Linked DNA regions of Homo sapiens: region 1 is linked to region 2. A link is an interaction called in ENCODE POLR2A ChIA-PET data of the cell type or tissue named here. Cell type or tissue: Caco-2. All regions are shown on one strand. Links, peaks and the distances in the headings refer to the core of each region. The heading gives the core; the rest is flanking DNA.

The links. ChIA-PET counts read pairs that join two places held together with the same protein. Peaks named below come from ENCODE experiments on the same cell type or tissue, not always from the same donor. Only the 100,000 strongest peaks of a DNase experiment are listed, where the experiment ranks them.
Region 1: POLR2A ChIA-PET joins it to region 2 with 6 read pairs; 2 of 35 experiments call an interaction of 5 or more read pairs at or near these places.

Annotation. Positions count from the first base shown.
Region 1 is chr19:17,357,497-17,360,400 of GRCh38, reverse strand. All of the region lies in intron 5 of PLVAP (plasmalemma vesicle associated protein), which reads left to right. Among named protein-coding and RNA genes, the nearest start is that of PLVAP, 18 kb to the left of the region's middle. In Caco-2, for the core only: no CTCF peak of the experiment used is centred there; no DNase peak of the experiment used is centred there.
Region 2 is chr19:17,771,008-17,773,911 of GRCh38, reverse strand. FCHO1 (FCH and mu domain containing endocytic adaptor 1) reads right to left here. Exons shown (of 29, transcript NM_015122.3): 10 at 1,357-1,455; 11 at 1,171-1,267. Among named protein-coding and RNA genes, the nearest start is that of FCHO1, 21 kb to the right of the region's middle. In Caco-2, for the core only: no CTCF peak of the experiment used is centred there; a DNase peak (open chromatin) is centred at 1,551.

The sequences.
Region 1 (2,904 bases), core at 213-2,712, 410 kb after region 2:
AGGTCATGTATGGTTGGGCGTGAGGGACACAGCAGTATCCAAGACACACCCAGTCCTGTCCTCATGAAACTCCCTGAGTAGTGGGTTAGACAGTGTCATGATGGGACTACCAAAGAGCCTACAATTATTAGGCACCTACTGGGAGCCCCACGCAGTTCTAAGTACTTTGCAAGATTAATTCATGTAATCTTCACAACTTAACAATAATAGTAGGGCAAACCACTATTCTACCCACTTTCCAGATGAGGAGAGTGAGGCACAGAGAGGGCATGCCCTGTACCCCAGGGAGCACAGCAGAGCTGGGACATGAACCCAGGCCATCGGACCCCAAACAGGCAAGAGAGAGCCTTGGTGAGGAAGAGCTGGAGCATGAGGAGCTGGCCTCAGGGAAAGCAGGGGGAACAGTGTTCTAGGCAGCAGGAACAGCCAGGCCAAAGGCCTGGAGGCTGGACGGGGGTGAGGGAAGGTAATGAGCAGAGGGAGAGAAGGGGGAGTGGCATCCAGGAATGAATCCTGACCTTTACTTTCTAGAAAATGAGTCTCAGCTGGGCACAGTGGCTCATGCTTGGAATCCCAGCTACTCAGGAGGCTGAGGCAGGAGAATTGCTTGAACCTGGGAGGCGGAGGTTGCAGTGAGCCGAGATCATGCCACTGCACTCCAGCCTGGACGACAGAGTGAGACTGTGTCAGAAAAAAAAAAAAAAAAAGAGGCCGGGTACGGTGGCTTACGCCTGTAATCCCAGGCCGAGGTGGGCGGATCATGAGGTCAAGAGATCAAGACCATCTGGCCAACATGGTGAAACCCCATCTCTACTAAAAATACAAAAAGTAGCTGGGCGTGGTGGTATGCGCCTGTAGTCCCAGCTGCTTGGGAGACTGAGGCAGGAGAATCACTTGAACCCGGGAGGCAGAGGTTGCAGTGAGCCGAGATGACACCATTGCACTCCAGCCTGGGAACAGAGCAAGACTCTGTCTCAAAAAAAGAGAGGCTGGTTGCAGTGGCTCACGCCTGTAATCCCAGCACTTTGGGAGGCTGAAGCGGGCGGATCACTTGAGCTCAGGAGTTCAAAACTAGCTTGGCCAACATGGTGAAACCCTGTCTCTACTAAAAAAAAAAAAAAAATACAAAAATTAGCCGGGTGTGGTGGTGGGCACCTGTAATCCCAGCTACTCCGGAGGCTGAGGCAGGAGAATCACTTGAACCCGGGAGGTGGAGGTTGCAGTGAGCCAAGATTGAGCCACTACACTCCAGCCTGGGCAACAAAAAATAAAAATAAAAATAATAAATAAAAAAGAGTCTCAGCTAGGCACTGTGGCTCACACCTGTAATCCCAGCACTTTGGGAGGCCGAGGTGAGAGGATTGCTTGAGCCCAGGAGTTCAAGACCAGTCTGGGCAACATAGCAAAACCCCCTCTGTACAAAAAATACAAAAATTACCCAGGTGTGGTGGTGCGCACCTGTAGTCCGAGCTACTCAGGAGCCTGAGGTGGGAAGATCGCCCGAGTCCAGGAGGTGGAGGCTGCAGAGAGCCAAGATCGCATCCCTGCACTCCAGCCTGGGAGACAGAGTGAGATCCTGTCTTGGAAAAAAAAAAAAGATAGTCTCTGAAGTCAAGGGCCTGGAAATGCTTTGCTAATTGCAAGGTGCCATCCAAAAATGACCGGAGCAAGGGACTAGGGGCCTCTGTAGGAAGCAGCAAGGGCTCCTGGCACACGCTCAGGTCATGGCTTGCTGCCTGTGCCCCCTGCCTCCTCCCAGAGTCAGTCACTTCTCAGAGGGTGGCCTGTGCGTCACAGGGATGGTGACTCAGGCCACCGCCCCAAGAATAGCCTGTGCTCTCTCTGGGGTCCTGCTACACCACTGACGGAGGAGTCAGGGCCTGGCATTGCTGTTTGCAGTTTAGGACCCGAGGCTCAGGAAGGCACCAGAACTTTAAGTCAGATCCCTTTGACCCCAACCACTGTGCCTATGACCATTTTGCCACGGAGCTATTGTCATTCTGGGTCTGTTGCAGCCTCAGAGGGCTAATATGGGATTTCTGGCCAAGTAGATTTCCGAAAGCTTTGCCGCCAACTCCCCAGGATGCATCATGTCCAGCTCCATTTCCACCTCTTCTTCTTTTTTTTTTTTTTCCTTCTTGCATACCCTCTCCAACAGGGAGCTCACTCCCTCGCCAAGCTGTCTCTCAACCCCTTTGCTCTAGATGGCTCTGTCTGGGAGAAAGTTCTCAGCCCTGAGCAGCCCACAGGGAGGGAAACAAAAAGGTGAGGAGGAGATTCCCCGCTCCAAGCAAACACAATTTTCCTCTCTCCATCTTGGCCGAAAGCCCTCATGGCAAGGAAGGAGGTTCTATTATTATCCCCACTTCTCAGAGGAGGAAACTGAGGCCCCAGGGAAGTGAGCAGCCTGGGGTCACACAGTGGAGAATCAGGGCCAGGCCCGGGCTCCCAGCCCAGGACTGTCAGGGCCTCGGCTGAGAACCAGGGAAGCTCTTGACATTGTTTACCCCGAAATGACGTCCACCTGCCGAGAAAACAATGTGTACTTAAGCCTGGACCTTGCCTGCTTCTCTCCTCACGGTCGCAGGAAGGGCTTCTGGCCTGCTGGCTTCTGCCCTTGACTCGCCTTCCCCTGAGAGAGGCCGGGGGCAAGTGGGCTGGGGCTGTCTGCTCTGGGTTAACTGGGCAACTTGGGGAGAGTCACTGGAATTTTATTTTTTTAATCATTATTTTTTTCGAGACAGGGTCTTGCTCTGTCACCCAGGCTGGAGTGCAGTGGCACGATCATAGCTCACTGCAGCCTCGAACTCCTGGGCTCAAACAATCTTCCTGCCTCAGCCTCCCCAGTGGTTGAGCCTACAGGTACACTCCACCATGCCTAGCTAAATTGTTATTTTTTTGTAG
Region 2 (2,904 bases), core at 266-2,765:
AAAAAAAAGAGAGAGAGAGAGAGAAAGAAACTAAATTGAGGGTGGGGAGACTGCGCTTGGAAAGGGTAGTACACTTTTGGCCACAAAATGGCACCTGGATCTGAACTCAAGGTCCATCAGGTTCCCGGACAAGAACCAGCCCCACATCATCAGAAGTGGGATGGACCAAGGGGCTGGTCTGGTTCCAGCAGGGCAGTGCCACCGCAGGGGGTGACATGAGCTACTTCTACATACTTCCAGCATTTGTGGCTGGAACTTGGGTTGGGTCGGGGAATGGACCATGCGTCTGTGCAGTGGGCTGGGCTTTGAGTGACAGGATAAGGAGTGGGAACTCTCTCCCAAGAACAATGGGGAGCCATGGAAGGTGTGTGAGCAGGAGGAGGACAAAACAGATCTGGGGCCTGTGAAGGGCAAGAGTGGGGCCCCATGCAGGGAGGGGAGACCTGAGCCAGGCCTGAGCCAGAGCGACAGGAGGGAGAAAGAACAGGTTTTGCTAGTTAACAAGACTTGAGGACGTAACTGTATACCAGCATTTAGTGAGTGCCTACTGTGTGCCTGGCACACCCTTTGCCCTTTACCTGCATGAAATCACTGAATGTTGCAACATTATTACATCCTCACTTTACAGATGAGGAAACTGAGGCTCAGAGAAGTCAAAGCACAGGTCCTAGGTCACACAGCAAGCGATGAAGAAAAGACTCAAACCCACGTCTCACTCTAAAACTTTTGCTCTTAACTCCTTCCCAGTCCTGCATCTGCGCATTCCCAAATTGTTCTTTTGCTCAACAACCCTCAATGGCTCCCTTAGGCCCTGGGGGTGAAGTCTGATCAGCCAAGCCTGGCATTCAAGGCTCCTCTGGGATCTGGTTCAAAGACATTTACACATAAGATCAGGCTGGAGAGCTGGACTTGTCAGCAGCCCATTTTTCCCATGAAGAAACCAAGGCCTGGCCATGTGCAGTGGCTCACGCCTGTAATCCCAGCACTTTGGGAGGCCGAGGCAGGCAGATCACCTGAGGTCAAGAGTTCGAGACCAGCCTGGCCAACATGGTGAAACCTCGTCTCTATTAAAAATAAAAAAATAAAAAAAAAATTAGCTGGGCATGGTGGCACATGCCTGTCTGCAGCTGTGGCCCCGAAGCCCGACCCCCAATGGCTGCCCTGACTCACCAGGCTTCTCCCGGCCTGTGCCCTTACTCTCTGCAAACTTCCTGAGTAGCATCTCCACGCTGACGTTCTCGATGTTCTGCTTAAATTCCTCATGCACCTGTGCCGGGTGGGCGGGGTGTGTAACTGGTCAAGGCCCCTTTGCCCAGCAGTGACCCCAGCCTCATTCCTCACACCTGCCCAACTCACCTGCCCAATCTGCACGTGCGTGTCCTCCACCGAGTGAGCATATGAGCCCAGCAGTGCCTTCATGTGCCTCAGGTGTGTCTCCTCCATGGCTTGGAAGCGCTGAAGCAGGAGGGCAGAGGCAGGTGGAAAGGAGGTCAGGGCCAAGAAGAAGTGGCCATATGACTCAGCCTGACCAATCAGAATACCCTAAGCCCTTGGCTCAGTGATTGATTTGGGGAAGGGCCAATGAGAGTCTGCCCTAGGACTTTCATTGACTCTACAGGAAAAGGCACTTCCATTCCTGAGCCAATGTGCTGATGGGATGTAAGTGGGGGTTGCTGGTGCCCAGTTTGATGCACACATGTGCATGCTTGCACACACATGCACACACACACACACACAAGGGGATGTCTGTGTGGGAGTGATGTCCCCAGAGAGAAAAACAGACTTAAGAAGCAGAAATAGTGGTCAGCTGTGGTGTATCATGCCTGTAATCCCAGCACTTTGGGAGGCCAAGGCAGGTGGATCATCTGAGGTCAGGAATTCAAGACCAGTCTGGGCAACATGGTGAAACCGTTTCTACTAAAAATACAAAAATTAGCTGGGTGTGGTGGCACGTGCCTGTAATCCCAACTACTAGGGAGGCTGAGGCAGGAGAATCACTTGAGCCCAGGAGGCGGAGGTTGCAGTGAGCTGAGATCACGCCACTGCACTCCAGCCTGAGTGACAGAGAGATCCCATCTCAAAAAAATAAAAGAAGCAGAAATTCACAATTTCCTGCCAGCACTATTTGAGCACATGGATTCAGCTATGACTGAAACCTCCACAACTCAAAAATAAAACTTTACAGTTCCCTGAGCTTGTCAGTTTTTTTAAATTTTATTTTTTATTTTATTTTTTATTTTTTTGAGACAGAGTCTCGCTCTGTCGCCCAGGCTGGAGTGCAGTGGCGCAATCTCGGCTCACTGCAAGCTCCGCCTCCTGGGTTCTCGCCATTCTCCGGCCTCAGCCTCCTGAGCAGCTGGGACTACAGGCACCCACCACCACGCCCGGCTAATTTTTTTGTATTTTTAGTAGAGAGGGGGTTTCACCGTGTTAGCCAGGATAGTCTCGATCTCCTGACCTCGTGATCCACCTGCCTCGGCCTCCCAAAGTGCTGGGATTACAGGCATGAGCCACCGCGCCCAGCCTTTTTCTTTTCTTTTCTTTTTTTTTTTTATATACACCTGTCGGTTTGAATGAAGGCTTCTATCACTTGTAACTTGAAAAAAGTTCTGATTCCTAATCCTCAGATTCCAATCTGCTTGAATTTATTTTATTTTTTCGAGACAGGGTTCCACTCTATCACCTAACCTGGAGTACAATGGCTCGATCTTGGCTCACTGCAACCTCCGCCTTCTGGTTCAAGTGATTCTCCCGCCTCAGCCTCCTGAGTAGCTGGGATTACAGGCACCTGCCACTACGCCCGGCTAATTTTGTATTTTTAGTAGAGACAGGCTTTCGCCATGTTGGCCAGGCTGGTCTCAAACTCCTGACCTCAGGTGATCCTCCCGCCTCGGCCTCCCAAAG